Regions from separate parts of the Homo sapiens genome. Here region 2 is linked to region 1. Evidence: chromatin loops called from intact Hi-C (ENCODE). Cell type or tissue: dorsolateral prefrontal cortex. All regions are shown on one strand. Each heading gives the region's core, and the rest is flanking DNA. Links, peaks and the distances in the headings are about the cores only. Region 1 has its middle 71 kb from the start of GDNF-AS1. Region 2 overlaps GDNF (glial cell derived neurotrophic factor).

Region 1 (16,444 bases), core at 5,365-13,364:
CAGAGGCAGGGCCAGCCTCCTGGAGCTGACACACACCAGCCCAGCCCCTCTCCTTGCCTCTCGCCACTCTCCTCACTGTGTCACTTTTTCACCCTATCCTTAGCTCCTGCCGCCCAGAAACTTTTCTCCAGATGGGAGGACTGGCAATCATCTCCTCTCCCTTGTGTAATCAAATATCTCACCCTGAAGATATGCTCAGACTCCCTGGCCTCCACTCAGCCCTCCCTGTTCACAGCGCGGCACAGCCAGCCAGCCAGCCAGCCCACAGCCCCACCAGTTTCTAATTAAAACCCAACAAGTGTTTCTCTAGACACAGAACGAGTTCTTGGAGGAGAAACAACGGGTTCCTCTAAGGTTGGCCTGCAGGTCTCACATAGATAAGCTGTCCATGAAGGACATACAGGCATACAGGCTGGTTGCTGGTTTCCAAAAGTACAAATATATTTTATTATAATTATTAATTATTACTATTATCATTTTAGCTGTCCTGCTACCTGAGGCTGACCACAAAGAAATTAACTTTGCCTCTGGAATGGCATTCCATAGATGAAAAAAGAAATCCCATTATTTTCATGTGTTGGAGCTGCAAAAAATAAAAAAATAATTTCCTGTCTCCCTTAGGTTGTAAAAATTTACATAATCCTCTCCACATTGATGCATTCAGCAGCATGCTATGGAAATGTAAACATTTCTGAAAATAAAACAGCTTTTATAATTAAAAGTTTGTAAAAACAAAACAAAACAAAAACCCCAACCCCAAAGCCATCTGTGATTGAACACATCCCCTGCCTTGGGGTCTATCCTGTATTTTCCTTCCCCTGAAGACAAGAATCGTCCAGTCCAGAGGTCACATGCAGACTTCATCCCTAAAGGTGAGGGTGATATTCAAAATATTGAACAATCCTTTTGGCCCAGGACAAGGTCTAATCAGAAAATGGATGTTGGACCTAGCACTACAGCAAGGAGCCGGGAGGCCCTACAGTGCCAAATGCAACCTTTTTATAGCTAGTTTGTAAGGAACTGCATTGGGGAGATGCTATTGCGGAATGGCCTCCAGCATAGGAGACACTAAGGAAGCTCAGGGAAACTAGTCACCAATCAGAACAGACATATTTCACCCCAGTACACACCCACTAAATATTGGCCCTGCTGAAAGGGACCAGACAAGAACCAAGGTGAGAGAAACAAGCTGGCTGAAGAACTGATGGTCTACTAAGAGGGCAGCCATGATGTGGTTTTAATCAATTGCTGCTAGACCTTCTGATTTCTCATGAGAAGTTAAAAATCTGTATTTTATTTGGCAGATAATGCACATTAAAAGAAAATACCATATAAGCCAAAGGTTTGCCCATGGCCATGTTACAAACTGGGGCATAGTGCAAGATCAGTGATCAAGAGGGTCAGGGCCATCTGTATCCATGGCCACCACAAAAATATGAACCCATCAAGGTGTTCCAAAAGCCCAAATTTCTTTTTTTTTTTTTTTTTTTTTTTTTTTTTGAGACGGAGTCTCGCTCTGTCACCCAGGCTAGAGTGCAGTGGTGTGATCTTGGCTCACTGCAACCTCCGCCTCCCAGGTTCAAGTGATTATCCTGGCTCAGCCTCCCAAATAGCTGGGACTAGAGGCACGTGCCACCACGCCTGGCTAATTTTTCACATTTTTAGTAGAGACGGGGTTTCACGGTGTTAGCCAGGATGGTCTCGATCTCCTGACCTCATGATCCACCCGCCTCGGCCTCCCAAAGTGCTGGGGATTACAGGCGTGAGCCACCACGCCCGGCCCCAAAACCCCAAATTTCTTTCCACCCTCACAGCTCCTGCCATGGTTCAACTCACCTCATGCTTCACCTGATTTGCTGCAGTAGACTCTAAACAAGTGCTCTCACAGCATCATGGATATACTGTTCTTTTAAACATACGCCTCCTATCGTAATAATTTGTCTACCTCACTCAGAGGCTTGTCTTGCTCATTGCCCTATCTGCAGGGCCTCGCATAGAGCTTGGCACCCAGTAGGCACAAAAACAGAAAGAAGGAAGAAAAGTTTTATTCAGTTACTTTCAGTCCCTTTACTATCCTGTCAAACAGTGGCACCTAATGGTGGTATGTGGTACTGCAACCCAGCTTTATTTGACTTGAAACATGCTGACTTAACCAAAGGGGAAATAAATAAAAATGTAAAATCTACAGATTTCATATCATAGGAGAAAGCCCCACATTGGAAGATGTAGCAAAGGCATCTGTAATAGTCATGGCCACCATATTAACTCTTTCTTTTCAACTCAAACTACTGAAGGGGTTTTTAAAAATTATAAGAACATAGCTCTAATTCTTTAATAATTTTTTAGAAAATAGAATTTAAATTTTAGAAAGCAGGTCTGTAGGCAATATCTCCTATAACATTTTACTTCTGAAAATCTGTGTATTTTTTAGGTCTCAGGAGTAGCTCTTAAAAAGATATGGCCCTTGGCTGGGTGTAGTGGCTCATGCCTGTAATCCCAGCACTTTGGGAGGCTGAGGCGGGTGGAGCACCTGAGGTTGGGAGTTCGAGACTAGCCTGACCAACATCAAGAAACCCCATCTCTATGAAAAATACAAAATTAGCCAGGCGTGATGGTGCATGCCTGTAATCCCAGCTACATGGGAGTCCGAGGCAGGATGATCACTTGAACCCAGGAGGCAGAGGTTGCAGTGAGCCAAGATCATGCCATTGCACTCCAGCCTGGGCAACAAGAGTGAAACTCTGTCTCAAAAAATAAATATATATGGCCTTTGTTTCACAATAATATGAGTGGTGTATGTACTACTGCCAAACTATATATGCTTTAAAATATTACAATGGCAAATTTTATGTGTTTTTTAACACAATAGAAAATTGTGTTATATATTATATATATTAAAATTATACATTATGTAAATTATATATTATATAAATAAAATTAATATATAATTATATACATTAAAATATATATTTAAAACAGAGAAATGGTCCTCAGCCACCCTTTGTCTTCAGAGCTCCTTATAACCTGTAATGAAGAAAGCTGGCACCAAAACAAGATAAAGTAGAACAAAAAAAATTTGAAATGAGACCCACATCCTTGGTCCTGGCATTCCATGGTCTAGTCTTGATAACAGCTTTGGGGATAATTTGTTTCTCTCTAGTTTTATGATCTCATTCTGCAGGCATGTTCATTTATTCAGTAGGTATTGATTGAATGCCTACTCCTGAGGCTCTGAAAATATCATTAAAATACAATACCTGTCCTTGACTTACTCTAAATCCAGATTCTAGTAAATATACTTCCAATATACTTGGAGTTCGAAGCAGAGTAGGTGCCTGCTAAGGCCCAGGCTCTCTATAATTCATCAGTCCTTAGCAACTTTCCTATGCCTGGTCATAAGATCATGAACAGGCCACATGGGAACCCCAAGACTGCTTGTAGCTAGACATGCCCATCCTTTCTTATTCACTTCCAGGCACTAAAGCACCCAGTGTCACCATATTAGCTTTTTCCTTGCCATGCCTTGCTGTGACTACAAGAGGTTTTGGGCTTTCTTCAGGTAGCAAAACAAAAGCTGAAAGCAAAATGAATGGTGGAGGCAGTGGGCATCTGTATATGCCAAATGAGTAAGAAAATAAACATAACCCACTCCCAATATTTTTTTACAAGCCATGAGGCCTGTAGTTTCTGTACCCCTGGAAATGTCTCATCCCCAGATGACTGGATCCTAGAGAAGGCATTCATTCATATATCCCTAGCATTCCCAGTGGCTTTGTAGGAGTTAGATTGAATGATATTAGACCCAGAAAGTGCAGAGTAAGATTATTCATGTTATAGATGAGGGAACTGAGACTCCAAGAGATTAGTACAATCTCACAAGCTCACAGCAAATTATTGGCCAAGCCTGGACCAGAACTCAGGTGTCCTGACTCCTACCATAATCTATGCCACACATGAGATACCCTCATTAAGAGAAGGAAGGCAGACTATCCAGCTATAGCTGGTCCAATTCAGGAAGGGGACTCTGGTCACATAAAAGTCTTAAAAGTTTTTCTTGGTGATTTTAATGTCATTTTGGTAAATCTCTGGATTAAGGTAATAGTACAACCCCTATATCCACTAATCAGCACCAGCAGCCACATGGTACTCTACGGATTTTATACAGAAAGGCAGGACAGCCTGCCAGGAAGACTGCCAACCTGGTGATTGGATGGTGTTCCAGTCCCAGTTCTAGTGCTGTAAGAGTTTGGACAGAGAAGAGAGCCAAAAAAGGAAAATGTCAGGACCAAGTTCAAGAGACCCCTCATAACAAAAGACCACAACAAAACTCCTTGGTGAGGCCTTCAAGCACCCTTCTCCAATGGCCAGTTTAAAGACCAGGACCCCAAACTTAAGTTCAGCTATCCAGTCAATGGGATAATGTTGTTGCTGTTGGCTCTGGAACATATCTCTGTGCCTCAGTTTCTTCATGAATGAAATGATTTACTGTGAAATGATATTGAGGTTATTGTGAAAATCAAAAGTTAAAGTGAAAGCTATTGTTAAATTATATCTAAGTTTAAGATAGCACACTTTTTAAAATCAACATTACCTCTATTATCATACTGTATATTTTCCCTTAAAACTGAAAGCATGGGGGTGTTTCATCTTATAGGCAGAAAACCAGAGGATCAAGAGGTCGCAGTGGGGCCAAGAGTGTTTCAGTCTTCCTAGATCAGCCACACTGCCATCAAGGTCTGGAGGGCACCTGAGGCACCAAGGGTCCCAAATGCATTGAAGCTCAGAATCAGAAGAAACACGAATACTCTGTATTGTCTTGAGCAGTATTTCACAGAGCAGCATCCATGACCTCCTGTTTCAGAGTCAACCAGGACAATTGTTGCAAACACAGATCCAGGAACTCTCTGAAAGACTGGGGATGGGGCCCCGGATTCCATATTTCTAATCATTCCCCCCAGATGACCGATGCAAGCTAACATTTTAGAATCTGCTTTGCCTCATATCTGATCGCCCTTTTATGTAGAGACTCTACACTGGAAGACTGAATCCATAGCGTGTCTTTATCCAGAGAGCTTCCCTCCAGGCAACATTCTTTCAGCAACTTGTAAGACACCACAAGCCATCAGAATGGGCTGAATGGAGAAGGATATCACTGATGGCATTTTGGATTTCAGAAGGGGGAAGGGTCCAACTCCCATTTCCCAAAGAAAGACTGCTTCAACAAATGACTGAGTGAGAGGTTAGTAATGTAGCCATGACCACAACTATGTTCCACCCAGACAGATGCTGCCCCTGTGCATGACTTACGCCCCAGTCATGGCTTTGCCTTTTGCAGGGTCTCTGGCCTGCATTCTTCCAAGACCAGATCACTTTCCCTGATCCTGTATTTGAGGGTTAACAAGATATTTATGAACAATGCCCATAAAACACTGCCTTGGGAGTACAGAAACTCTTGGCTTCAGGGTCAGCTTAGCTGCACCTGCTAGTTTAAGTCCCAGTGCCTCGGTTTCTTTAGAAACAAAACAGACACTCTCTGGCTGTCCTGTCTGAAAGGAGTGGCCAGGATAAAGAGGCAGGATTTGCAGAAAGTTAAGTGGTGCAGGGGAGAAATCTCAACCCACATCAGATGCCCTTGTGCGAATTATGCAATCTGGGATTTAGGTGAAAATCAACATGCATTCTGCCTGCCGAGGCACTCCCAGAGAATAGAACTGACAGGGAGCCAGCTGCCCCTTCTAAACTGACACAAGAACTTCCAGCATTTCAGCACTTGGACTTGCACGCTCTACTCCCTCAGCACAGCCCCATGTCCCTGCACAGTCAGTACCTTTAGTCTGGGGTGGCCACTGCCAACACTATACAGCAGGAGAGCATGGGGGAAGGAAGTGGCTTCAGCAATCACTGTTGGGACACACCAGATTTTGTATGCTGCCACCTAGGTGTTGGGGGCAAGCCCCTTCTCCTGCCTTCTGCACTTCCCTCTCAGGCGGTCCTGGGAGATTTCTTCATTTGATGTTTACTCTTTGCAAAGCAGTCTTGAAATTGTTGGCAGTTTAAAAAGAGAACAGAGAGAGTACATTCAAGAGTGATCTCTCTCTACTCAAAATCCTTAAAAATCTGAACTCTTTAGTAAGGCCTCTAAATATTTGCATTCTCCAATGTCTATTTTTAAAAGAACAATCTGAATCTTAAATAGATGTCTCAGCTTAATGGAAAGACTCCAATATGACTAACTATAGCTGGAAAAGTTATCAAGATAAAATGAAGACACTGATTTCAGTTTCCCTGGATTGTCTTTGAAAAACCTATGGGTAGACAATCCAGGTCTACCTTCAGGAGTCATTCAAACATCAGCAGAAGGCAAACCAAACTGAGAGGACTAGGGGCTTAGTCTAGAACTGCTGGCAAATTCATTGTAGTGAGGTCAAATTTATGTTACAGTGGAGTGATTTATGTATATTTTATTGGCCCTTTGCATAACCATAATAACTGTCTCTTGCTGAGCATTTACTGTGTCTCGGCCATTGGTTAAGTTTTTTTTTTTTAGATGAATTATCTCATTTAACCTGGACAACAGCCCCCAAGAGTTAAATATTCGTATCTCAGCTTTATAGATGGGGACTGTGTTGGTCAGCTCAGGCTGCCATGACAAAATACCACAGACTGGGGGGCTTAAACAACAGAAATTAATTTCCTCACAGTTCTGGAGACTAGAAATCCAAGATCAAGGTATCAGCAGGTCTGGTTTCTCCTGAGGCCTCTCTCCTTGGCTTGCAGACGGCCACGTTCCTACCGTGTCTTTACGTGTTCTTTCCTCTATGTGCATACCCACACCTGGTGTCTTTTCTTGTGTCCAAATTTCCTCTTCTTATAAAGACACCGGTCAGATTAGATGAGGGGCCACTAACAGTCTCATTTTAACAAAATCACCTCTTTAAAGGCTCTGTCTCCAAATATAGTCACATTCTAAGGTATTGGGGTTAGGGCTTCAATATGTAAAATTGAAGGGGACACAATTCAGCCCTTTACAGGAACACTGAGGCTCAGAGCAGTGGAACAACTTGCCCAAGGTCACACAATACAGGGCAGAGCTGGGATCCCAGCCTAGACCTGTCTCTTTCCCAATCAGTGATCATAGGACACTGACCCCAAGTACAACAGAGTTAACGGAGCATTGGGCCAGTGTCAATGACCTTGGTTATGGTCCCAACTCTACTATTAACTAACAGTGCATCCTGGCACAAGTGGCTGACCCTCAGGGCCCCCATTTTCTCATCTGTAAAACACAGGACTCAGACTAGTTGATCTTCTGCATGCTCTCCATGTCTAACAGTCTCTAATTATAGCTTTGTTCTTTCACATAACTCCACTGCTTTCTCTATATTTCATGATACATGCTTGATCATAGCTATGACTTACAGGATGCTTAGTTCTTGACTTCCTTGGCATCCCATTTGCAACATTGTTCCTATAGGTAAAATAGAATCTGCTTGACAAGTGTCTTATTTGACACAGCACACTTTATGACATAGTTTCCAAGGCATGTGGAGACAAAGGTGAGAGACTTCTTGTCAGACATCTCCAGAGATAAAAGGAATAACATTTGCTTTTTGTGCTGTTTTGTCTTCTCATTATTTACAGCTCTGTGATCCTCAGTAAAGGAGAACTGAAAGCTGACTGCACATAAATTAAAGGAATAACGTTGATTGTTGTTGACCGTTTACAATAAAAAACATCTTGGAAGATGCAAGGAAATTCAGTCACAGCTAGTTGGGACCTCACATCTGGCCCTGAAGCAGATTCACAAGTCTCACCTCCAGGCCACACTGGCAGGCGAAAGAGAAAGTCAACATGTGTGATCCTCGTGAGGTTCAGCCAGCCTGGAGCTGGATAAAAGAAAGGACATGGTACCTGGGGTAGACCAGCAGGAGAAAGGCTCAGGGCATAGGCTACAGGGCACAGGCTTCCAGGAGGAGCTGTAACTGTTGGTGGACACTGAGCAGATAGGGTTGCAAATTTTTAAAGTGAATAAATAGATCTGCAACATGTTCTTCAGGACTCAGGTGTTTCAGATCAAGCACACATTATGCTACAATGTAGCATTTCTAAGAAATATCCTGAACAGGCCAGGCACAGTGGCTCACACCTGTAATCCCAGCACTTTGGGAGGCCGAGGCAGGTGGATCACCTGAGGTCAGGAGTTCGAGGCCAGCCTGGCCAATATGGTGAAACCCCGTCTCTACTAAAAATACAAAAATTAGCAGGGCACGGTGATGTGCACCTGTAATCCCAGTTACTCGGGAGGCTGAGGCAGAAGAATTGCTTGAACCTGGGAGGCAGAAGTTGCAGTGAGCTGAGATTGCAACACTGTACTCCAGCCTGGGTGACAAAGTAAGACTCCATCTCAAAAAAAAAAAAAAAGAAAGAAAGAAAGAAAGAAATATCCTGAACCAGAATTTCTGAAATGCCTGCCTACTACTGCATTTGCACAGTCCTCTGAAAAGACATGAAGTCATAAGAACATTTATTTTATTGCTCACAAGGTGCTTTTACACTGTGACCCTCATAGCAACCCCCAGAGTCACTGGCCTCCAAAGAGATTATGTAACTTGCCCAACCTGGAATTTGAACCCAGGTCTCCTGACTCTAGAGTTTTTCTCTATACTATGTATCTCTGAATAACAAGACTAGTTTCCCCAAAGGAAAAAAAGCTTTCTTATTTTTCAAACAAAATAAGGGGAAGAAAACAGTCTCTGTACTTGGGAGGCAAGATTACTGCTGGTCATTTGTCATGGTTGACTTGCTATTTTTATAAACAAGAGGCAATCGAGTCAAAGGGAAAGACCATTCGGTACCCAACAAAGTGAACACAATACGTTATAATACTGGGGAGAAACAAGGACAAAAAAGAAAAAAAATATATCAAAATAGCCTATGAGAAATACAGAAGACAACTTTCCCATTGTTCTAAATTTGGAAAGATTTCAGATGCTGTCACAGTCAGCACCATAAGAACCATTGTGTTGAACATGATGGCCAACAGTGAGGCCAACAGCAGCTAGAGCAGGGTCCCAGTTGGCTTCATGAGAAGCTGAATCAACCAGGACCAGAGCCCCCCACCCAAGACAACCTTAGCCAAGTCTTGGATAACCTACTTCCACATTGGATGGCAACCTCTCAAACGCACAGAACCAAATTCTCCCTATTGGAGCATCTTCTCTGCTTCCACAATGATTCTCAATAATAGGGCCGATGCAGACTTGAGCTTGTTTTCTAAGAATGTGCCCTTCACATACATTCATTGAAATAGTAATAAATAATCTCAGGGGGCAACAACTATGTTAACATATAGTTGTTTCATGGTTTGCTAAGTCCTTTCACATATACACTCTCTTATTTGAAACATAAAACACCCTTCTGGATGTAGGCTGATTGGTATGTTAACACTGCCCTCATTACACAGATAAAGAAACTGAGGTTCAGGGTTCATGTGACTTTACCCACAAAATTACCAAATATCAATGCAGAAACATGAACCCAAAACTTCTGACTTCATATTTCATGCTACTTCCAAGATATCAGCCATACACTAAGTAAGACTTCTTGGTTAATGTAGCAAATATTACTCCCTCATCTGTTTCTTTTTTGCCTGATGAACTTGACAGATCTGACGAGCAGCACCAGATATCTGGTCACATCAGTACTGTCAGGCAGATATGAGGAGAGAGGCCAGTTGTTACCAGCCACCCACGCTTCAAAGTTACTTTATAAAAGCAAAACTGTCATCAGTTATTCAGCCATAGACATCTCAGAGTTTAAAAAAAAAAAAAAAAGCTGTGAGGAAGACTTACAGGCTTGTAGCCTCAAGGAGACTTTGAATTAGAAAGCTACAATACTGGACGTCTGTCTGTCCTGAGGATGTGGGGTGGGCAGATTAGACTAAGTTTGGAAGCCACAGCAGCCTGGGTAACCACTGCCAGGCGAGTTGACCAAGGGGAGGCGGGCAGCAACTCTACTGACTCAACAGAACCAAAAGAAAGAATATTAATTTTTTCCTGTAGCTATAATCTCTGGTTGACCCAAGTAGTTCATGACAGTCTTCCCATCCTACAGAATAAAATCTGTCCTCTCACCCCTAATCCATCAAGAAAAACAAAGTGAACACATGGCCTTAAGACAAGTTCTTAATTCGTTCATCCTCAGAAGATGGAATAGAAAGACACTCTGGACACTCAAAGTGTAAAATGAATTAGCTGCATTAGAAATTGTATTAGTTTTCTATTGCTGTGTAGCAAATTACTCCAGAACGTAGTGGCTTACAACAGCAATCATAACTCAAGTCCATACCGAGGGAGAGAGGGGAGAATTGTAGACTTTGATGTTGAAACTTGAGGATCTTCTTGTGATTTTCTCTTTTTCTCAGCCCTTCGTGAACTGTGGGGATATGCAACCTTAAAAAGCTCCATCTGGATTCAAGTGTTCCTCGCATCTTGTTGTTAGATGTGTTAGTTTCCTAGGGCTTCCTTAACAAATTACAAGGAACTGGGTGGCTTAAAACAATAGCAGTTTATTCTCTCGGAGTTCTGGAGGCTAGAAGTCTGAAATCAAGGTGCTGGAAAAGCTAAGCTCCCTCAAGAAACTCTAGGAAAGAAGAATCCTTCCTTGATTCTCCCTAGCTTCCAGTGGTTGTAGGCAATTCTTGGAGCCCTTGACTTGCAGCAATATCACTCCAATTTCTGCCTTTATCTTTACGTGGTCTTTTCCCCTCTGTGTGTGTTTCTCTCTGTGTCTCAGTGTCTTCACCTGGCCTTCTTATAAGGATCCCAGCCATTGGATTTAGGACCCACCTTAATCTAGTATAACCTCATCTTAATTTAACTAATTGTATCCGCAAAGACCTTGTTTCCAAATAAGGTCACATTCTGAGGCTCTGGGTGGTGTCAAATCAAATTTAGCCTAAAGCTCCATCCCTAACATATATTAAGTTCAGCCTAAAGGTTTCTCTGTGCATTGTGAACTATAATTTAAAGGGAGTTGTAAACAGACTGCAGTCTACTCTTGTGCCAATCACCAAGTTTTGGCCAATCAAAGGTGGCCAACTGTTCAAACCGTGTACAATTAAGGCAAATGCTGAGCTGTAACCAATCCGGCTGTTTCTGTACCTCACTTCTGTTCTGTGTGTCACTTTCTTTTTTCTGTCCATAAATCTTCCACCACATGGCTGATCTGGGGTCTCTGAGCCTACTATGGCTTGGGAGGCTGCCCGATTTGTGAATCGTTCTTTGCTCAATTAAGCCCTTTCAAATTTAATTCAGCCAAAGTTTTCCTTTTAACAGATGGCATAAGAAGTGGGATCCGAAGTAAAGCTTCCAGTGACTCCTGGGAGTGCTGGGTGACCAAGAGAGGTACCCACCAGGCACATTGTGTCCATTGCCCTCTTGCAGCAACTGAGGATGGTGGTAAATTCTGTCTCGGATTCCGAAGCTCCACAGATTTGTGTTTTGAGCTCTCTGAATTTCTTTGAGCAAATTTCTGATCCAAACTGGGTTTGGGAAGTAGCAACAGAAACTGGACTGGATCCAGGATCGGATGGGATCTAATTATTAACTGGCTTGGATCAAATTAGAGGCTTCCTCCATCTGACTGGGTCAGAAATAAATGGCAATATTGCAGGAGGTATAAAATTAGGCTTTGGAAATTTGCAGGGATTTTTGTGTTCTACCCCTTTGTTTCAGTTTTCTTGCGTGCTTAGGTAAGGAAAAAGTCATCGGCTAAGTTGATCAAGGGAACCTGAAAGCCAAAGCCAATATTTGAGGTAAAAATGGAATCCTTAATTTATGAAAAATTGAGTTCCTTCTGGCTTATATATGCTTAAGTATTAGGCCCCACAAGCAGCAAAGTCTTACAGAAATGGTGAAATCTTACTAAAGATAAGTTACAGTGGAACATTCCAAATGAACAACACTGCACTGAAGTGCATTTGAAAATGAGGGCTTCCAAATTAGTCTTATGTAGGAATGCCTATTAATATGCAGAGGCTCCTAAAAAGATATCAGTGTTTTTATTTAAAGACTTTATAAAAAGCTTAAGTGATAATTGATTTAAAAAATTAAATCTGCTAACGTTTTGGCTTCGTTACTATCCCACCCCAAAGGTGGAAAGATAGCTATCCTACATAGGGTGTTTGTAAAAGGTAGACCCCCTCTGGTAAAATAGGCTTGCTTCCTTTTCAGATCTATCCATGCTGAATCCAGGCATACTGGATTGGCCATATTCCTTAATGTGCTCCACCTGTTACCCTGAACTAAGTCATTTTAGCTAAAAAAAAACAGTAGCTACGTTAAAAAGAACACCCTATGAAACTAAAATACATCTTTCTGGAATTTAATTGGCTATCTTGAAACTCTTTTATTTATTTATTTATTTTTTTGAGACAGTCTCACTCTGTCACCCAGGCTGGAGTGCAGTGGTATGATCTCAGCTCACTGCAACCTCTACCTTCTGGGTTCAAGCGATTCTCCTGTCTCAACCCCCCAAGTAGCTGAGATTACAGGTGTGCACCATGACATCTGGCTAAATTTTGTATTTTTGGTAAAGATGGGGTTTCCCCATGTTGGTCAGGCTGGTCTTGAACTCCTGGCCTCAGGTGAGCCACCCACCTCTGCCTCCCAAAGTGCTGGGATTACAGGCATGAGCCACCATGCCCGGCCTTGAAACTCTTTTGTAAAATAAATTTATAAACAAAAATCTCCATTTTTAAGGATGTCTGCCTATGTACATTACAAACTCTTACCATTCTTTTAAATTTACATAAGAAATGGAGAAACCCCATCTCTACTAAAAATACAAAATTAGCCAGGCGTGGTGGCGCATGCCTGTAATCCCAGTTACACAGGAGGCTGAGGCAGGAGAATTGCTTGAATCTGGGAGGCAGAGATTGCAGTGAGCCAAGATGGCGCCATTGCACTCAAGCCTGGGCGACAAGAGCGAAACTCCGTCTCAAAAAAGAAAAAAAAAAAATCATACCTTTGTTTAAGGTGCTTTTCTGCTTTTCACATCTTAAGTGAACTTTTACTTCAGCAGGTTTTTTCTCCCCTTGGTTTAAGTGATGATAAAATATTTAGGCCTAAAATCTTAGGTCTGCGCTTATGAATTATAATTTTTTTTGTTCCACCTAAGAGTTGTACCTATAGAAATGCAAATTTATTGCCTAGTTAACAATTCCTTAGGGCAATGAAACTGGTTATTGGAAGACTGATAGATAAGGAAAATAAAAACTATTTAAAAGCCAGCAAATGAAAATCCTTTACGAGAGCTATAAGATCTTCTTCTATGTGTTTCTATGTCTATATGTGTTATGTATATGTGATATTTGGTAAATGAAACTAGTTTTTAAATTGTTGGCAAAATATAAATGGTTTCAAAATTATCAGTTAAATATAATTTGATACTTGCTTGATTTGACCGTGAGCTTATGTCTTTGGTGTAGAGTCTCTGAATTCAGGGGTCTGGATAGGTGGCCATGATGAGGTCTGGAGACATGTTCTTAGAGCCTAGACCAGCAGCCACACGCCAGAATCAAGCCCAATATGGCCCCTTCTTCCTCTGCTTTTCCTGTTTTGCCTCCTGGCTATTTTGGGAGGGATTCGGTCGTCCAGGTAAAGTCTTCACAGCTCTGTCTTCTGTCCTGATGGACTCAGACAGGCCCTGATCTTCAGAGTCCTCCTGGGTGCCACGTGGCTACTTGGGACCTAGAATGGCTGGGTGAAGACATTAGGGAAGCTACCGGTGTCAAAATTCTTTTCAGTAATTTAAAATCTTAGAGTCATGTTATGTTAAATTAAGTAATATATAATCATATAATGTCTGAATCATCTGTAAGTTAAGATACTGAAATGTTATTAAACATGAGTTATACACCTTGATAGGTTATTTTTATATGGTATAGAAAAGCTAAATATACTTAGATATATTAATAAACAATAATTAGAAGATTTTTTTTTTTTGAGATAGTTTTGCTCTTGTTGCCCAGGCTGGAGTACAATGGCACGATCTCAGCTCACCGCAACCTCTGCCTCCTGGGTTCAAGCGATTCTCCTGCCTTAGCCTCCTGAGTAGCTGGGATTACAGGCATTTGCCACCATGCCCGGATCATTTTGTATTTTTAGTAGAGACGGGGTTTCTCCATGTTGGTCAGGCTGGTCTTGAACTCCTGACCTCAGGTGATCCGCCCACCTCAGCCTCCCAAAGTGCTGAGATTACAGGCATGAGCCACTGTGCCCGGCCTCGAAGAACTACTTTTCTACAAAATTTAAAAATTTTTTTATCTACAAATACTGATATAAAACAGCTCAAAATTACTTTCTAGGGTTTTCACTAGAAATTACAGCTACTAAGAGTTAAAAACTACTAGATATGAGAGAAACAATTCTGTATACAGAGTATGTAAGCAAAAGCAAAATATGCATTTCGTGAGGAAAGTTATAAAGGCATAAAAATGTATGTTAAAAAAATTGCCTGGTTTAAAACTAAAGTTTTCAAATTGAAGGAGTAAAAAAAAGATAAAACAAGATAGTACAGCAAGCTGGGGGAAATGTAAAATGGAAAGGTTTATGGAAACCTTGTGGTTAAAAGATGACGGATTTGATAAATTTATTTATGAGGTTTTATTCAAATTAGTTTTAGTATTACTATACTAAAACAAAAGTAAAATTTGGTGTTCTCTTTTAAACAAAAATTTTGTGTAGTATTAATAAGACACAGCAATATATTTTCATTCACCTTTTGAGTAAACTGCAAAAAGGAAACAAGGAGACAGTAAAGAAGAAGAAATGGATTCTGTCTCATGCTGTCTTAGGTCTTTTGCTTGTTTAGAAAACTGAGTCTCCTTTATCAAAGAGTACAAGTTTTTGTTTTTAAAAATCTTTTAATTATGACTTTGGTTAAGTGAATGATATTGTTCTACGATGATCTGTGATCCTATTTTGGTCAAGTATTTTAAACTTTTGACATATTTGTCAAGCTTCCCAAAACCAAACTTTGGCCTCAAAATTAAGTATTTTTTTGATCTCTAACTTTGGTCCCTGAGGCATCCAAAAGAGAGCTAAACAGGATTATTTGACATGTTAAGTTACATGGGAAGCACTGTCAAATAAGAAATAATGATTAGCCTTCTTCAGGTTATATTTTAATGAATGTTATAAATATATGTTCCAAAATTGTATGGGATTTCTAAAATTCTAATATGTCTGAGTATATGCTATAGATCATAACATGGTTAAGTTATTATAGGCCACAGAAATAGTCAAATTTCTTTGTCAATTTTTTTTTAACTGACTGAAGTCATTTCCACAGTTAATTGCTTAATTTTGATGCAGTTTCTAAAAACTTCACAAGCATGCAAAATCCTAGAATATGATGTATTTAAGGAGGTTCATGAAAGGACGGAAAGGACCCTGAAAAGCACTCTTGAAAACAAGCTTTGATAACTTTAGAATGATATCTTTTGGACTGGGTAAGAATTCCTAGAACTTCAATGAAAAGACTGACTGGTTTATAAAACCGCTAACCCAAGCAGAACAAAAATTAATTGAATACCAAGGAAATACTTTGCCAGATTTTCATGCTAAATCAGCCAATACTGAAAATGTTTAGATATACATTTTGAATGAACTCCATGGTCTAAGTCAAATTACTCATGATAACCCATCGGTTATCAGTGCTATGCACCTAAATTGGAGAAACAACTGGTATTCAAGAAGACATAAGTTCAATGTTAAGGATGGACTCATGGAGAACCAGGATGACTGCCTTATCCTTCCTGAGTCCTTAAAGCTTTTGTCATTAAAAATTCTGCATTCCATGACTCATCATGGAAAAGATAAAGTAATCCAAATTAAATATATGTATCGGTGTGATGATTTCTAAATTGTCAAAATAGTTTATGACCAGTGTTTGGTTTGTCAAACCCACATTCCTGGGAAGACAATCAAAACTTCAGATATATTTTGCTACCTGATTGTCAAACCCATATTCCTAGGAAGACATTCAAAACTTCAGGTACATTCTGCTCCCTGATGGGCCATTTAAACATTTATAGAGGGATTTCATTCAATTGTCATTTTCAATGCATGTTTTCTGGTTGTATAAAAGCTTTCCCATGCAAGAGGGTTGATGTTATACACTAGCTCATTATGCAACAGTGTATTTTCACCAGGTAAAGAAATCTTTTCATGCTTCACTGACTGAAGACAATCAACACCTTCACAATCTAGAATGCAAAGATTGGATCTCCTGAGAACATCAGAGAAAGACTGCCCTTGCCATCCACACAGTAGCAAAACTTCAGGACCTTGAACCTTGGGTTCACAATCTCACAAGTCAGAGGGGTCCCTCTACACTCTTGGAACTATACACCCACTGGAATCCTTAAAGTAAAGCTAAC
Region 2 (16,341 bases), core at 1-8,000, 49 kb before region 1:
CATCCCATGGGTTTGGACAAATTTGCTATGACGTGTATTCACTATTTACCTGAAATTCAAATACAACCAGGCTTTCTGTATTTTACCTGGCAAACAAAGCCTGTGACAAAGCCATGTGGTCAAAATGTCTTAAAAAGGGGAGAAAAATGTTTTTCAAGTTCTTCCAAGTATCAAGGGCTAAAAAAGAACACTATAAGTGCTGATTCAAATCCTTATGATTGTAACTCTAGTAATAAAAAGTTATATATCATATAGATTAATGAGTCTCTAAACCAGCATGATTTAAACTTCTGTGACTCTAATGTTTTCCTATTAGCTTATATTAAAATTTTAGTAATGTTTTACCCTCATTTCTGATTAATCTTCAGTTGATTGTTAATTGAACTTAACTTTCTATATGCCCAGGTTCCTAAATTAATGACTTATTTAGAATTCTTGAATAGAGCCTATGATGTGAGTCCTTTTGTAAAACAGAGTCTCTGTTTTTTAATTTGAAGACTCTTCTGTATTTTGATTAATCACTCCTAATAGATCTGTTTCATAAGTTCCGATTTATATACAAGCATGTTTTTTTTTGAAACTGGGCACATCTGTATTTATTTCCTCTTTAATAGCTTATTATTGAAAGAAATCACCAATAGCTAAAGCAGCTCATTTTTTTTTAAGTCAATTGTTTCTGTCAACCAAAGTGATTTAATGTTGTTGTTTTGTTTTGTTTTGAAAGAAAACTTCCTAAAGAAAGTTCAGTGAGAAAGCAGTACAAAGGAAAGGACAAATTAAGAGCACTCTTGGCCAGGCACAGTGGCTCACTCCTGTAATCCCAGCATTTTGGGAGGCTGAGGCGGACGGATCACCTGAGATCAGGAGTTCAAGACCAGCCTGGCCAACATGGTGAAATCCCATCTCTACTAAAAATACAAAAATTAGCCGGGTGTGATGGCGGGCACCTGTAATTGCAGCTACTTGGGAGGCTGAGGCAGGAGAATCACTTGAACCCGGGAATTGGAGGTTGCAGTGAGCCGAGACCATGCCATTGCACTCCAGCCTGGGCGACAAGAGTGAAACTCCGTCTCAAAAACAAAAAAAAAAAAAAAAAAAGAAAAGAGCACTTCCCTGGGCCCCCTTAAGAAAGCATTACTCAGGGACCAGAGAGCTTTAGGAGACCCAGGGGAGGTGGGCACTGAGAGTTAATGCTGCTGCAAAGCTGCAGAAAGCTGAGGAGGAAAGGTGGTTTGGAGACAGTCCTTCAGCTCTCTGGTGGGCAATGACTGTGCCACTCAGGGCAGAGTGGCTTTTCTGAGTAATGTGGGCTGTTTACTTTGGAGCATTTCATTTCATAACGATGCAGTTTTCAGCTAAAGTCCCAGAGTCCCCTTGAAAAATTAAGAACTCTCTTTCCGCCTAGTAAAATGACCCGACTCATTCAGCCAGCAGTTACCGTAGGCCTCCACAGCCTACTCAAGCACTTGGAGATCCATCAGTGAACAAGCAGGACAGAGTTCCTGCCTCTTGGAGTTGACATTCTTTTAGAGAAGACAGACTATAAATAACAACCCTAAGAAATCAGTTAGATGGTGTGTTAGAATGTAGCAAGAATTATGGTGGAGGGGGAGGCGCAGGGCAGGGGTATCTGGATTAGGGGCTGGGGAGGAATCTTGTTTTAAATAGGGAGGTCAGGTGGGACTTGTGGATAGTGACATTTGAGCAAAGACTTGAAGGAGATGTGGGACTAGCCACAGGGTGGGAGACATTTAATCTGGTATTCTTTGCCTACCTATATTGCAGGTAAAATGCAAATTGCTCTATAGGCCAAGGGTCCAGGCAGAGAGGGGACAGCCAGCACAAAGGCCCTGAGTTCTTGACTGTTTAAGCTATAGTTCTCAAGGGATGGTGTTGCCCCTAGGGGACATTTGCAATATCCAGAGATACCTTGATCTGTCATGACTAGGATGGGGGATGCTATGGGCCTTGTATTAGTCTGTTTTCTTACTGCTATGAAGAAATACCTGAGACTGGGTAATTTATAAAGGAAAGAGGTTTCATGGACTCACAGTTCCACATGGCTGGAGAGGCCTCACAATCATGGCAGAAGGCAAAGGAGGAGCAAAGTCACATCTTACATGGCGGCAGGCAAGAGGGCATAGGCAGGCAGGGGAACTGCACTTTATAAAACAATCAGGTCTCATGAGACTTATTCATTATTACCAGAATAGCACAGGAAAAACCTGCCCCTGCGATTCAATTACCTCTCACTGGGCCCCCTCCCACAACATGTGGGGATTATGGCAGCTAAAATTCAAGATGATATTTGGGTGGGGACACAGCCATACCATATCAGGCCTCTCCTGGATGGAAGCCAGGGATGCTGCCAAACATCCTACAGTGCACAGGACAGCCTCCCACAATGAAGAATGACCCAGCCGAAAAGGTCAGTGGTGCTGACACTGAGCCCCGTGTTTGAGGAATGGTAAGGAAGCCAGGGTAGCTAGACGGGAGGGAACAAGAAGAGAAACAAGAGAGGAGGTCAGAGGTAATAAAGGCTGGAGGAGAGGGGCAGCCAGGTCAGGTAGGGCCTTTAGGGCCAGTGTGGATTTGGGCTTTTTCTCTAAGAGTAACAGAGAGCTATTGGAAGGTTTTGAGCAGAGGAGGTTATGTTCTGCGTTTAAAGTATCCCTCTGGGTGCTGGGTAGAAAATAGATCGAAGGTGGGTAAGGGTAGAATGAGGAAGCCCAGTTCAGGGGCCACTGTGGTTATCCAGGCAAGAGGTGACAGGGCTTCAGCCAGTGTGGAAACAGCTTTGTGATTTCCGTGCAGCTGATCCTGCCAATGCTAAATTTCAGATAGCAACTAGGCATTCTACGGATTCCAATCACCAGTCTTTTCATTATTATATATCATATGTTTTATATATTACACACACACACACACACACACACACTCTACACACACGTGGTTAAGTTGCTTTTGCTAGATTTTGTTCTATAGGAGGGATACCTGATATATTTTAACAATTAAATAGGTTAGGTTTATGACAAAACAATTTGACATGGGTTAGACATAATGTAATCTTTCTATGCTTTAATACAATCTTGGCAAAAAACATTTACTCTTGCTGACAACTCTTCTTTGGTTTATTTCTCTAAGCCACTTAGAATCCTAAACATACTAAATGACCTGAAAAATGAGGTGAGGGGGGCATAAGAGGCCTACTACCCAAGAAACAGGTGTTTGGATTGTTTTTCCCCCCGTTTAGAAATTTATTACATTGTTCCATTAGTTATTTTTCTCTGCTGACTTGATTGGCCAAAGCAAACACTGAAATCCGGCAGAAAGCACTAAGAGACTGCTGATTTATACTTTCACCAAAGGTCTCAGACATCTTAGTGTCCCTGCATCCTTCCTCCATGTGATCTCCCTAATGAGCCTCTTGTCCTGCTTGCAGCCAGACAGTGGGAGCCATGTGACAGCTTGCAGCTGAGGCTGGACCTCACCCTTGGGGGCAGGGCTGCTTCTATGCACGAACAGCATCTCATTTCATTTATTGCTGTGATACATAAATGCCATTTTACTCTATCACTGGACTTTTTTGTTAAAGTCATGCTGTTCAAAGGAAGCGGTAAATTAGTCTTTTTGTTAGTAAAATATAAACTGTTTTCCTGTTCCTTTATGATTTTTAAGGAAATTTTAAACTATAGTTGCATTCCTGAGCTCTTCATTTGTTCTGTCAGAATGGTTCTTGTCCCACTCAGCCACACAGAATCAAAGCAAGTTTCAGGGAAGAGCACTCAGTATTCCAGATGAAGGTAGCCATAGTGGAAGGCCTCAGTTTTTTCACCCTCTAAGACGGTGTCTCTCAAAGTTTAGTGCGTGGATCTTTGGTGTGTGGATCTTTTACATTAGAATTCCTTGAGGCTTGTTAGAAATGCAGATTCCTTGGTCCCTCCCCAGACCAAATGACTCATTGTCTCCAAGGGTAGGGCCAAGAATCTGCATGGTAGTCAATATCCAGGGTATTTTCCTGCATATTCACATTTGAGAACCACTACTCTAGGTTGTGTGACTAGGCAAGAAAAATGCCCCTAGAAGATTGGCCAGCTCACAGCAAGCTCTGCATGGACTTGTTAAAAATGGTGAATGTTATTCAAATGAAAACTATGCTTCTAAGGATTTGTTTTCTTCGAGAAAGTATGTCACCACCACATTAGTCTCCTCTTCCAACTAAATCATCTTTCTTCTGTGCATTTTTGCCTCTGTTTTTGGGGATTACAGTGGTCCTATAGCTTAATCGGCTGATAGTTTTGCTGTGGGTCCAATTTTTGCTGACTTTAGGGGGGCACTTTGATCTTGAAGACGGCTTGAAATGATCATTTTGTCTCATGTGCCATTTTCTCTTTTCTTTTTGAACAGCAAATATGCCAGAGGATTATCCTGATCAGTTCGATGATGTCATGGATTTTATTCAAGCCACCATTAAAAGACTGAAAAGGTCACCAGATAAACAAATGGCAGTGCTTCCTAGAAGAGAGCGGAATCGGCAGGCTGCAGCTGCCAACCCAGAGAATTCCAGAGGAAAAGGTCGGAGAGGCCAGAGGGGCAAAAACCGGGGTTGTGTCTTAACTGCAATACATTTAAATGTCACTGACTTGGGTCTGGGCTATGAAACCAAGGAGGAACTGATTTTTAGGTACTGCAGCGGCTCTTGCGATGCAGCTGAGACAACGTACGACAAAATATTGAAAAACTTATCCAGAAATAGAAGGCTGGTGAGTGACAAAGTAGGGCAGGCATGTTGCAGACCCATCGCCTTTGATGATGACCTGTCGTTTTTAGATGATAACCTGGTTTACCATATTCTAAGAAAGCATTCCGCTAAAAGGTGTGGATGTATCTGACTCCGGCTCCAGAGACTGCTGTGTATTGCATTCCTGCTACAGTGCAAAGAAAGGGACCAAGGTTCCCAGGAAATGTTTGCCCAGAATGGAAGATGAGGACCAAGGAGGCGGAGGAGGAGGAAGAAGAAGAGGAGGAGGAGGAGGAGGAGGAGGAGGAGGAGGAAGGCAGCCATCATGGGAGCCTGGTAGAGGGAGATCCAGCTACAGACAACTGGACAGGAGAGAGAGAAAACAGCCCTCTGGATTCTCCAGGATGGCAGCCGATGTCACTAGAAGCTCAGGGCTGATGTTCCTGGTTGGCTATTGCCACCATTTCAGCTGATACAGTCCACCATCACTGATTACCGGCGCGGTTGCGGTGGATGCACTTGAACCAAACCAGTGTATCTCCTGTGATTTGTTTTCATGTGTCCGAAGACACCAGGGAAACAGAGATCCTGGTGTTGTTCCTTGTTATTACGTTTTACTGCTGAAAGTAAGAGGTTTATTTTTCTGTCACTCAGTGGAGACATACCCTGGAAAGGAGAGGGGAAAAAAAAAGCAAAGATACAAGAGATAATCACCTTTGCATTTGAAAGTTGAGGCCCGAGGTTTACTACAACCAGCATTTTTGCCAACGGTTGGTGATTGATTTCCATCACGGTGTGTGGGGTGGGAAGAAGTTGGCTAGGAACCAAAAAGGCTGTGCTCATGATTAAACACAAACCTGAAGGTATTTCCTTTATGTCCTTGGAAACAGGAAACGAGTTGTGGTTTTCGCCAGCATTCTTGTAGGAGAGAATCGGGGAAGGCCCCGAACTGCCCCCGGGCAGGGAGAGCCCCTCAGGCCTGTTGGTTTACAGAGAGACAGATGTTACATAACCAGCTCCGTTGATGCGTGGTCACCAGTGACCAGAGAAGCTACTCGATGCAATGCATCTGTTTCAGATACAGAAATATAGAGAAGATATTTATTGAAATTTAAGTTATTGTTATTTATTACCGTTCACTAATGAATTTCTCTTTTTTCCCTTATTTATTAAAGTTTCTTTTCAAAGGTGCCAAAGTATATGTGCTCGCAAAATGCAAAGAAAGGTGACAAAAGGAAATTTGAATTGGGAACAAGGGTCCATGCTTTTCAAAGTATTAAAAAGTTTTTTGCCAGGCAAAAATCACTTACTTTACCTTTTTAAGAAAATTTGTCATTAATTTTCCCCAGATTTCAGCATTTTTCCCAATTTTTATTTGTGGAGCATCTCAGGCAAGCCCCCTTTCCTGGAGCAGCGTGCAGAGACCACTGGCACTTGACTTTATTTCTTCCTTGCTCCATTGCTGAACAGAAATGTCGTGGGCTCCACTTCCTGTTGTCTTTAAGCTCTTAGTCCCCTCCACGTATACCTATCTGTACTATGCATAACCATATGTAGAAAAGGTTCAGTTCCTTTTAGTAGGTAGTCCTGGATTTAATGCTGACCTAAAAGTAATGTCGACAATGCTGTCAGGTAGCTGCCGTTCTACCGACTCCCTCCATCCCTGCCCACCCACTGCCCTCCCGAGAATATGCTGGCTGCCCAGTGCAGCCCGGGAGACACAGGGGCCTTCCAGAGGTAGGGTCTACCAGGTCCTGTACAACCCCTGGGCTGTCACCGGGGGTCAACAGCTGCTGCTCCTATATACCCAAACACCTGACAGCTCCCTGGGGAGCAGATGGCTGAGAAGGGTGCTGAGGAAGCCATATTGGGACCAGCCACAGCCACACACATGGAGCCTCATACTTAGGAGCGTGCTGCCTTTAAATGAAGGTGGTCGGGGCCAGTGCAGCGGCTCACACCCATAATCCCAACACTTTGGAAAGCCAAGGTGGGAGGATCTCTTGAACCCAGGAGTTTGAGACCAGCTTGGGCAACATAGGGAGACCCTGTCTCTACAGAAACTTTAAAAATTAGGCAGGCATGATGGTGCACACCTGTGGTCCCAGCTACTCAAGAGGCTGAAGGAGGATCACTTGAGTCCAGAAGGTCGAGGCTGCAGTGAGCTGTGATCATGCCACTGCACTCCAGCCTAAGTGACAGTGCGGTACCCTGTCTCAAAAAAAAAAAAAAAAAAAAAAAGAGGTTGGAGCAGGAGGAAGCATAGGGGCGGGAACAGCCACCTCCTCCATGCCCTAGATTGTGAATTTATCGGGCAGCCAACACATGTATGACACACTAGGCCCTGTATTACAGCTTGTTACGCATTTCATAAAAGGGATTTTCATTAAGGAGATAATCTATTACTACCTACCTTAGTGGCTACTAGTATAAAACTATGACAGATTTAGCAATTAAATGAAATACTGGCCTCCATCAAATAATCATAGTAACAAGAAGCAGCAGTTACCAGACATCTGATCCCCTTCCCCCAAAATACCCAAATTCTTCATGGTTCTGCCCTTCTCTGTCCTTTCTGCTCCCCTTGCTCGCCTGGGAAATGGAGGAAAGGCCTTCCCTCTCACACTGTCTTGGGATCTTGCTGAGAATTCAGACTGCTCGAAACAGTGACAAACCCCAGCCATCCAGTCATTCGTGGAGCACAATTTGGATGTGGCCCCAGGGGCATCTGTCCCATTCAGAGAACCTTGGCAGTGCGATGGCCACTGTTCCCAGGCTTCAACCTCAGTGACCCCCCCCAACAACTCCCCATGGAGAGTCCCTGCCCAAAAAAGCTGTAGGATCCAAGGGGTGTCAATAGCTCGTTCCCGGCATCACCTACACACCACAAGCAGGTTTTAATGGAAGCAAGTTGCTCCACCAAATCCACAAAAGGGTAAAGTTTGTGATTTTTCTTTATCATTGCGATCACCATCTGATACCGTAAGGAGTGCACTTGTTTGGAAGTTCTGACTTCTCTGATCTGTCTTGGTCGTTTGTGTTATAAAACCAAAGTTCTCTACAGACTTTATTTTTGTACAATATCATTTTGTAACTTTTTACAAATAAAAACTCATTTCTATTGCTCTCTGTACTTCTGTACTTCCTTGCATGCACTGGGCCAGGCAGCCATCCACAAGTATTTCTTAGGAATCACCCCCTTCTTACCACACAGCCCACTGGATGGTCAGTGGCCTTGCCTATCAACTCCCAGCAACCAATCACCCACTCAGGAGGGACAAAACTTGCAAAATTGTTCTTATTCATTCAACAAACCCTTATGGTGTGCCTACACTGTGCCAGGCACTGTTCCTGGCACCAGGGCTCTAATGGTGACCAAAGCAAAAACCGCTGTCCTCCTGGAGTTATTTTATTTGCGGGGAGACAGACAACATTCAAAAAAGTAAAATATGTAGTGATCCCTGTGTTGAGAAACGCTAAAAGAATACAAACAGGATCCTATAATATAGACACTAACAGGGGAGCTTGCTTTAATTAGAAATGACTTTAAGACCGAAGTTAAGAAACAGTGCCAACAGATCAGGAGCGTCCCAGGCAGAAGAAGCAGCTTGTATGAAACTGAGTCACGTCACAGACTGCCTTGTGACTATCAAAAGGCGGCCTTGCATGGTGCTCTATGGCTCTTCTGCATGGCCCCAGCCTAGGCTGCCCCATGGATGGCATTTGTGCTGCACTAGCCTTTGCCTGAAATGCCCCCTCTTCCCGATGCACGCCGTCCCTGCGTGGAGACTTGGTGGAGTCACGGGTACCAACCTGTGGGTTCAGGCATTCAGAGTCCTTCTGCCAGGACTGGCTGGAAGAGGCTCCAGGGTGGTGCTGAGGCCAGCTGCGTTTTCTCCAAGCCAAAATTCCAGTCCAAAGTCAGTGACTTGGAGCGGGAACATAAGATGGTAAAACTCCTGCTTACCTCCTCTCCCTTTTTAGAGCTATTTTCCCAAAGTGTGTCCAGGATTACTTACCCAGTGAGATGCTCCTCAAATTTAAAAAAAAAAAAAGGGAGGAGGACAGGATGGTTCTCTGATCAAATAACTTTGGAAAATACTGAGTTAAATAGCATCAACCCATGCTTTAAGGTTTAAAATATAACTGTAGAGCTTATCAGAGCCTTTATTGGGCCAATGATTGTTTCACAGTCCAGGGGAGGGTGTCGTGTGCAGAATTCCCCATGTAGACGTGACCATGGATCCATGGGTTCATTGTTTTGTCTTCTTTCTCATCACACCTGGTGACCACCCTGGAAACTATTTTGGGCCATCTTGCGTGTTCCTGTGAGTTTCATGGTGAGTCACGAGCTGTACTAGAGATTAATAAGAGGCAGAAACTACTGGGCAGCTCCCTACTGGGAGGGCACCCCTCCCCAAACACACAACACACACACACACACACACACACACACACACACACACACACACACACGGTATTTGGACCCTGGTTTCTTGCTCAGCATGAATAACAAAACGATTAACCAGTGGTCAACTTTAGAAACTTCCTTAACCAAGAAAAGGAGAATGTGCTGAGAGCTGGGAAGTCCCCAGCAGCCTGGGGGCGCCTGCACCTTGCTCCCCCGTCCTTCTTGGGCTGGTGCTTTGCTGGTCTGCAGCCCTGAGTGCGCGCCACCCCTCACTGCGATCCCCAGAGGGAAGGCCATGCTGTTGGCCTCCAGCTCTGAAATCCGCGCTGCAGAGAAGGGTGGAAGAGCACTGGGTGAGGAGCTTGGATACTGGTCCCGACCGCCTTATGTGGCTTGTGCCCATGAGATCATCTCAGGCCAACTTTCTGCTGTGTTAAGGAGGCACTCTGGGGGACCGTGAGTGTGGAGTGAAGTAGGTTAAAGTGAACTTTTAAAAGAATCAATCCATTCCCGAGATAGAGGTGGAAAATCAGAATTTCCTGAACCTACGTCTGAAAAACAAAGACCTTCCCTTCGAACACAAGATCCTCCGTTGGCCACGGCTGATGTACTAGCTGACACCAGAATCCCTTGGGAGGGGGAATCCTGTTGCCTCCACTCATAGTCCACCCAAGGAGGGGGCGTGGGTTTTAGCCGAGGGTCTATGGCTTTTTTCCATCAGGTAATGAAAAAGCCCCAAGGGTCTTCTTGGGACACACGTTTGTTAACGGAAGCGCTGCTGGAATCCCAGGCAATAGTTAACTCATCTTTAGTCTCAGCCTCACAACATCCTGAATGAAATGAAAACCAAATGCTGCCAAGTCATCCCTGAAAACAGACAGTTGGGGAAACGAAGGGCAAGCACACATTTACTCATATTTACTCATCTAAGACAAGGAATACACTGTCACGTCCCTGGCCACGGCAGCTGAGTGGGATGAAGATGGGACTGCAGCTGCAGGGAGGAGTCCGTGATACCCCGAAAGCGAGACGTGCAGGGAGAGGTGTGGAGAGAGCGCTAAAATGCCTCAGAGAGAGCCGCAGGTGGGATAAAGAGCCGGAAGGAAAACAAATCAGAAACAGCTACAGATTAGTGTTGCCAGAGAAAATACAGGACACCTAGTTAAATCTGAATTTCAGATAAGCACGCACAATTTCTTAGTACAAGCATGTCTCATGCAACATGTGGGACATGAGACATGTGGAACATACTCATGCCTGTTATAACAAATAATATATATTTGTAATTTGTCTGAAGTTCAAATCCAAGTGGGCATGCTGTATTTTAATTTGCTAAATTTGGTGAAAGTTACATTGGAGCTGGACCTTGCAAGTGAGTAGGAATCTGTCACGTGGGCCAGGTCAACACAGGCTGGGATGGACGACAGACACTCCAAGCAGGAGGAACAGTGCGACCCAAAGTGTCAAAAGGGCAGGGTGGTGGGCTCAGAGTGGGCTAAGCTATTAGACACAGCAAACACAGTGCCTAGGGGCCCAAAAACTTTTTAAACATTTTTCAAATCAAAAGAAAAATAAATATAACAATAATGCATATATAATAATTAACCCAGCTTAGATTGTACTTGTCTATAGCAATGCAGTTATATATTTTAATGGAGAAGGGGCCCACAGAGGCAAAAAAGCCCAGAGCCCATGAAGAGTCATCATGCAGCCCTGGGTGCACTGCTAACAGCAAATTTTCTGTGTCCTCTGCTTCCAGTTTCCTTCTAGTTTTCTCTTTTTCATGAATTATTAAAGCCAACTTTGTCCTTAAAAAAAAAAAATCCCAGCACTTTGGGAGACCGAGGCAGATGGATCACCTGAGGTCAGGAGTTTAAGACCAGCCTGGCCAACATGGTGAAACCTCATCTCTACTAAAAATACAAAAATTAGCCAGGCATAGTGGCGCACATCTGTAGTCCCAGCCACTCAGGAGGCTGAGGCACAAGAATCGCTTGAACCCAGGAGGCGGAGGTTGCAGTGAGCCGAGATAGTGCTACCGCACTCCAGCCTGGGTGACAGAGTGAGATGGAAAAACAACCCTTCTTTCCATTCTTCAAGTTAGATTGTTTTCTCAAGATATTTGCATTTACTTTCTACTTAGGGAAGCATAAACTTAAGGCCATGCCATTGATATTCCAATGCTCATTCATGATTTCTGAGAAGCGACAATATGAATCAGTGGCCCAAGGGCATGGCAACAGAGGGAAGAGCACGTCAGATGGAAAGTGGACGGGGTGGGCAGACCGTGAGAGGGATGGAGAGAAGACTTCAGCCTCCAGGAAACCAGAGAACCATAGAGCTGAGCAATGGTGAAGAAGGATGAGGTTTCAGAACATGTGGAATCGATTGTTTTAACTTGGGAAACTCTTTAAAGTGGTACATGTAGGGGATTTTAACCCACTCCCTGCTCACCTGCTCCGGGTCTGGGTCTCATTCATTTAATTAATTTCTGAGAAGCTATCTCCTGCCAGGGGAGAATGTAAAGATACAGAGACAATGCTGCAAGGGGCTCCCAGATTAGAGGGACAGAAATGGAGCATAAGAACGTGGGGAGGGGCAGCGATGAAGACGTGCAGTGAAGGGTGTCATGGAGCTCCCGGGAGGGACAAGGAATCCTGCTGACCCTGGGGAGCAGGGGAGGCGGGTGGGGAGGTCGGGGCGGGGTGATGCTATCAGGGACTACCTCCTGGAAGTGGCTGCCTAAACTATTAAAGGATGAGTAGGAATTTCCCAGAGAGGGCTTGAGGGAGGGGAAGGCATTCCAGGCTGAAGGGACACTGAGAGCTCAGCCGTGACACCCAGACACAGCCTGGGGTGCTGTTGGCTTGGGAAGGTGGAGATGGGGAGAGGACAGAGCTCTGGATGGCAGGGCGGCTAAGCTTCACTGGGAGGAATGAGAGGGGAGAGAGGCCTCCCATGGAGAAAGGCAGCCATGAGGTGGGGGACCAGGGAGCTCTGCTCTGCCAGGCTCCAAGCTCCTTGGGAAAAGGATCACTTTGGATCTTCACATCCACCCCCCCCTTTCAGACCCACCGCCTCTGCAGCCCCTCTCGAGCCCATGCTTTCAAGGCCTTGTCTGCACTGATCTCATTCTCCTACAGACTGGCCTACCAGGAACATTTGCTTCCCACAGGAGACTCAGTAGGACTGCAAGGCTGTTTCCCAAGCTGCAAGCGTTTCCCAAGCTGCCCGGTGGAACCCTAGGAAGCATCTGTGTAGGCTGGAATTCCTTGATCTTAAACATGGGAGAAATGTCACATACTTCAGTCCCCTCTCACGGAGCAGCAACGACATCACACATTCCATATGAAGCAAGGATCTGAGAAGGCCTGTGGAGGGAAGCCCTGTTTAATCTTGTCTAACCCAGCATCTCCCAATCTTATTTGACCAAGGAGCACCTGTTGGCATCTAACAGAAGTGTTCTGCTGGACAAAATGTGGAAAATGCTATTCTAGAGCCAAAGGAATGAATCTGTAACGGAACAATTACACACATCAGAATTCTTTCTGGCCAGGGGGATCTTCCCAACCCACCATTTGTGGAAAGGCACACTTGGCCAGAAGGACTCGACAAATGGCCAAGTTCTCTTTCACACATCATTTCTTTCACACATGGCACATCAGACTGGGCCAGTGAGCATTAAACACAGGCATGTTCACATTTCTTTTTTTTAAACATTTTTTAATTCTTAATTTTTGTGGGTATATAGTAAGTGTATATATTTATAAGGTAGAGATTCTTTGATACAGGCACACGATGTGTAATAATCACATCATAGGGTATCCATCCCCTCAAGCATTTATCCTTTGTGTTACAAACATTCTAATTATACTCTTTCAGTTATTTTTAAATGTACAATTAAATTATTATTGACTATAATCACCCTATTGTGCTATCAAATACTAGGTCTTATTCATCCTTTCTAACTACTTTTCATACCCATTAACCATCTCCACATCTCTCCCACCATGTTCTCATTTCCCCCTGAGCTTGAGCTGAGATGACCAACCCTCCTCCCTCAGCCTCACTCTCCACCATCCTCTACCCTCACTCCACCTGGCTGACCCTGCCATGGCACAGTTGTGGTCATCATTAGTGCAGTTCACTTCACAATTACAGATCCTGTCCATTTCTCGGCACATAGTAAGATTGTATGTTTCAGTTCCCTTGTGGTTGACTGAGGCCAATGATTGGCCAAAGAGCATGAGCAGAAGTGACCAGTGAAATGTGACATTCTGAGCCTTGTGTTTAGTGGACATTATGAGATCCTCCAAAGCCTCTTTCTTTTCCTCTGAGACAGCAGCTGGCAATATTCAAGATGGCGGCAGTTCTGTCTACTTCAAGTGCTGATGGTAAACAGAGCCCCTCTGCCAACCCACAACAGGCACAGCACAACGTGGTAATTGAGGAATAAACCTTTGTTATTTTGAGCCACTGAGATTTGGAGGTTGTTTGTTACTGCAGCCTATATTAGCCTATTCTGACAGGCACAAGCTTCTATTGTGAAGAGGTGCATTATGGGCCATGAAGAGAGCAGTCCCGTAGAGATGGGGAAAAAAGCAAGCAGAGAGGCCCAAAATGATGGGGGAGCGGGAAGAAATAAAGCTGAAAAGGCAGCCAAGATCACGTAGAGTCTTTCCGGCCGTGGTGGCAATTTAGGATTTCATTCTGAATCAGACAGGAAGCCATCCGAAGGTTTTAAGACAAAGGGAGACAGGATCTGGGTGTGTTTTTAAAGGATTATTCTAGCTGCTTTGTTGAGGACAGACTGTACAGGGGCAAAAGCAGAAGCATGGAGACTAGCTAGGAGGCCCAAGTGAGAATCCATGTGGGTGATAACGGTAACTTGGACTGGGGTGTAGCGATAGCAGTGCTGACACAGTGTACCCAAAGATCAGGCATAAGGAGGACAGGAGAGAAGAAGAGAAAATGCATCATCAGAACAGCACCGAGGCTGACGCCCGTGCAGTGATATCTCTACGAGGTGAAATAGGGAGGGTTGGTGTCTCATTCTGGATGTTCTCTGCTGGGAAGGTAAGAAAACAGACCCTCTCTCCTGACATCCTAACTCAGGGTAAGGCAGGAACCAGTGCAGGGCGAGGATCTGAGGGAGCCTGCCAGCCCGAGGTCTGGAATGCCATTTAAAGTGCATGCCCGGTGCGTTGGCTCACATTCCGGGATGAATCTGCCACCGCTCCCTCTGACAATGTTTAGCATGAAATAAAAAGTATGGCTTTCAAATGATACCACGAGGAAGATTCTTGAGCAAATATGGCCAAAGTTTCTCTGCAGAATGTTCTCGGAGGCTGGGATTCCAACCACCTCCAGCCTTCTTTTTCCACCCAGTCCTTCCCAGTCCTGCAGTAAGGTTTGACCAGACCACGGCATTGGCCTCCTCACAGGGTTACCTGATCTTGCTGCCAATCAAATCACTCAGACTGCCAATCAGAACCTCCACAATCTGTTCCAAACAAAACTTTTCTCTAGTTCTTGTTTGGTTTTTGTCCCCGAAATCTTCCTTTTACACCAAAACTCAACCCTTCAGTCACTGTGGATGTCCTACAGAACTTCAAAATACATGTTGAGCTTGTGGCAATTTCTCAGTGTTGTACCCTTGCCCCAGCCATTTTCTCTGCTGGAAATACTGTCCCTCACATCTTCAATGCTCCAAATACTCCCGTGGCGGTATTTATCACTCACTTAACTGTGATTCTATAGCCAAAGTGCTTTATGTGTGGGTCAGGCTGATGACATGAGAACTTTTTCTTTTAGATTTTTTTTGTAGATATGTAAATAAGTTATGCACCGATCTTATGATCTCTGCTAAGTTGAGGGGCTCCTTGAGTGCAGGAGCAGGAGCCATGTCTGGCTCACCTTTAAATCCTGAAGAGCCCTGAGCACCTGCCTCCTCATTTGACCAAGGAGCGCCTGTTGGCATCTAACGGAAGTGTTCTGCTGGACAAAATGTGGAAAATGCTATTCTAGAGCCAAAGGAATGAATCTCTAATGGAAGAATTAGGTAGCAGATGCTCAGAAAGCATCTGTATTTGTCAGGACTTTGGCTTACAGCAGCAGTCTCCAAACTTTTTAGCACCAGGGACTGGTTTCATGGAAGACAATTTTTCCATGGACCAGTACTGGTCTGCGGCCTGACCACTGGGAATCCCTGGCTTACAGGTAACAGAAACTCAACTCAAAGTGCCTGAGACAATGAAAGGAAATTGATTGGTTTGTGTAATGGAAAAGTCCTGGGGTGGATCTGGCTTCAGAAAAAGCTAGATGCCAATTACCAGTTGATGTTATGAAGAACAGCCACCTCTTCCTCACTCCCACTTTCCTGTTTGCCTCTGTTGTTGGCTTCATTCTCAGACTGTCTTTCCCCACATGGTAGCAAAGATGTGCAGTGGAAGCTACAGGCTTAGAACCCACTCTCAAGAAGAACTGTGTTCCTTACTTGACAATTCCAGCAAAAATCTTTTGGGAACTCTGATTGGTCAACTAAAGCCAAATGCCAATTTCTTGACCAATCACTATGGTGTAGGGGATGGATAATTCTGTCCTAGGCACATGCCCACCTCTGATGCCAGCAGGTGGAATGACCTCATCCAAACTGCATGGACTAAGAACATGAAAGGTGAGATACTGAAAAGGAAATTTAGGTGCCGTGACCTAAAGAAGGGATGAGGGATGCCAGGCAAGCAAGAACAACAGATGTCCCTAACAGAGTCCTTTTTCTGTGACAGCACACTACAGCAAAACAAATTGGCACCTCTTTTTACAGGTCAACCTTTACAACCATCTGCTCAAAGAAATTAATGTTCCCATCTTGGCTGACTTATTTGGCCATAACAGCAAGTTCACATAACGTTCAAACAGAGCAGTAGGGAGTAGGTAGCATGGTTAGGCATAATTGGGAGAAATATGAATATTGGCATTTCAGTTTCATTTTACAAAGAAAAGAAGCATTGGATGAATGGGTGGATGGATGTCTGGATGGATGATTGGAGAGATGGATGAATGAAGCAGTGTTCTATTTATTTAATTTTGCCATTATATTTAGATTAAAATCCTGTTACAATGGACTGCATTATAAAGACAGTTCAAAGAAGGCTCAATTAATAGGAAATCCTACTGCAGTGGCTTAATG

The links. A loop is a pair of places that touch in the nucleus more often than their neighbours do. Peaks named below come from ENCODE experiments on the same cell type or tissue, not always from the same donor. Only the 100,000 strongest peaks of a DNase experiment are listed, where the experiment ranks them.
Region 2: a loop joins it to region 1, with 2.0 times the contacts of the local background. A loop is called at or near these places in 5 of 110 quality-filtered maps.

The regions. Positions count from the first base shown.
Region 1 is chr5:37,760,729-37,777,172 of GRCh38, reverse strand. No RefSeq gene overlaps it. Among named protein-coding and RNA genes, the nearest start is that of GDNF-AS1, 71 kb to the left of the region's middle. In dorsolateral prefrontal cortex, for the core only: no CTCF peak of the experiment used is centred there; a DNase peak (open chromatin) is centred at 9,072; H3K4me3 peaks cover 504 bases; H3K27ac peaks cover 2,421 bases.
Region 2 is chr5:37,804,202-37,820,542 of GRCh38, reverse strand. GDNF (glial cell derived neurotrophic factor) reads left to right here. Exons shown (of 3, transcript NM_000514.4): 3 at 4,408-7,866. The coding sequence ends at 4,892. Among named protein-coding and RNA genes, the nearest start is that of GDNF-AS1, 28 kb to the left of the region's middle. In dorsolateral prefrontal cortex, for the core only: CTCF peaks have their summits at 3,262 and 3,467; a DNase peak (open chromatin) is centred at 3,472; H3K27ac peaks cover 2,155 bases.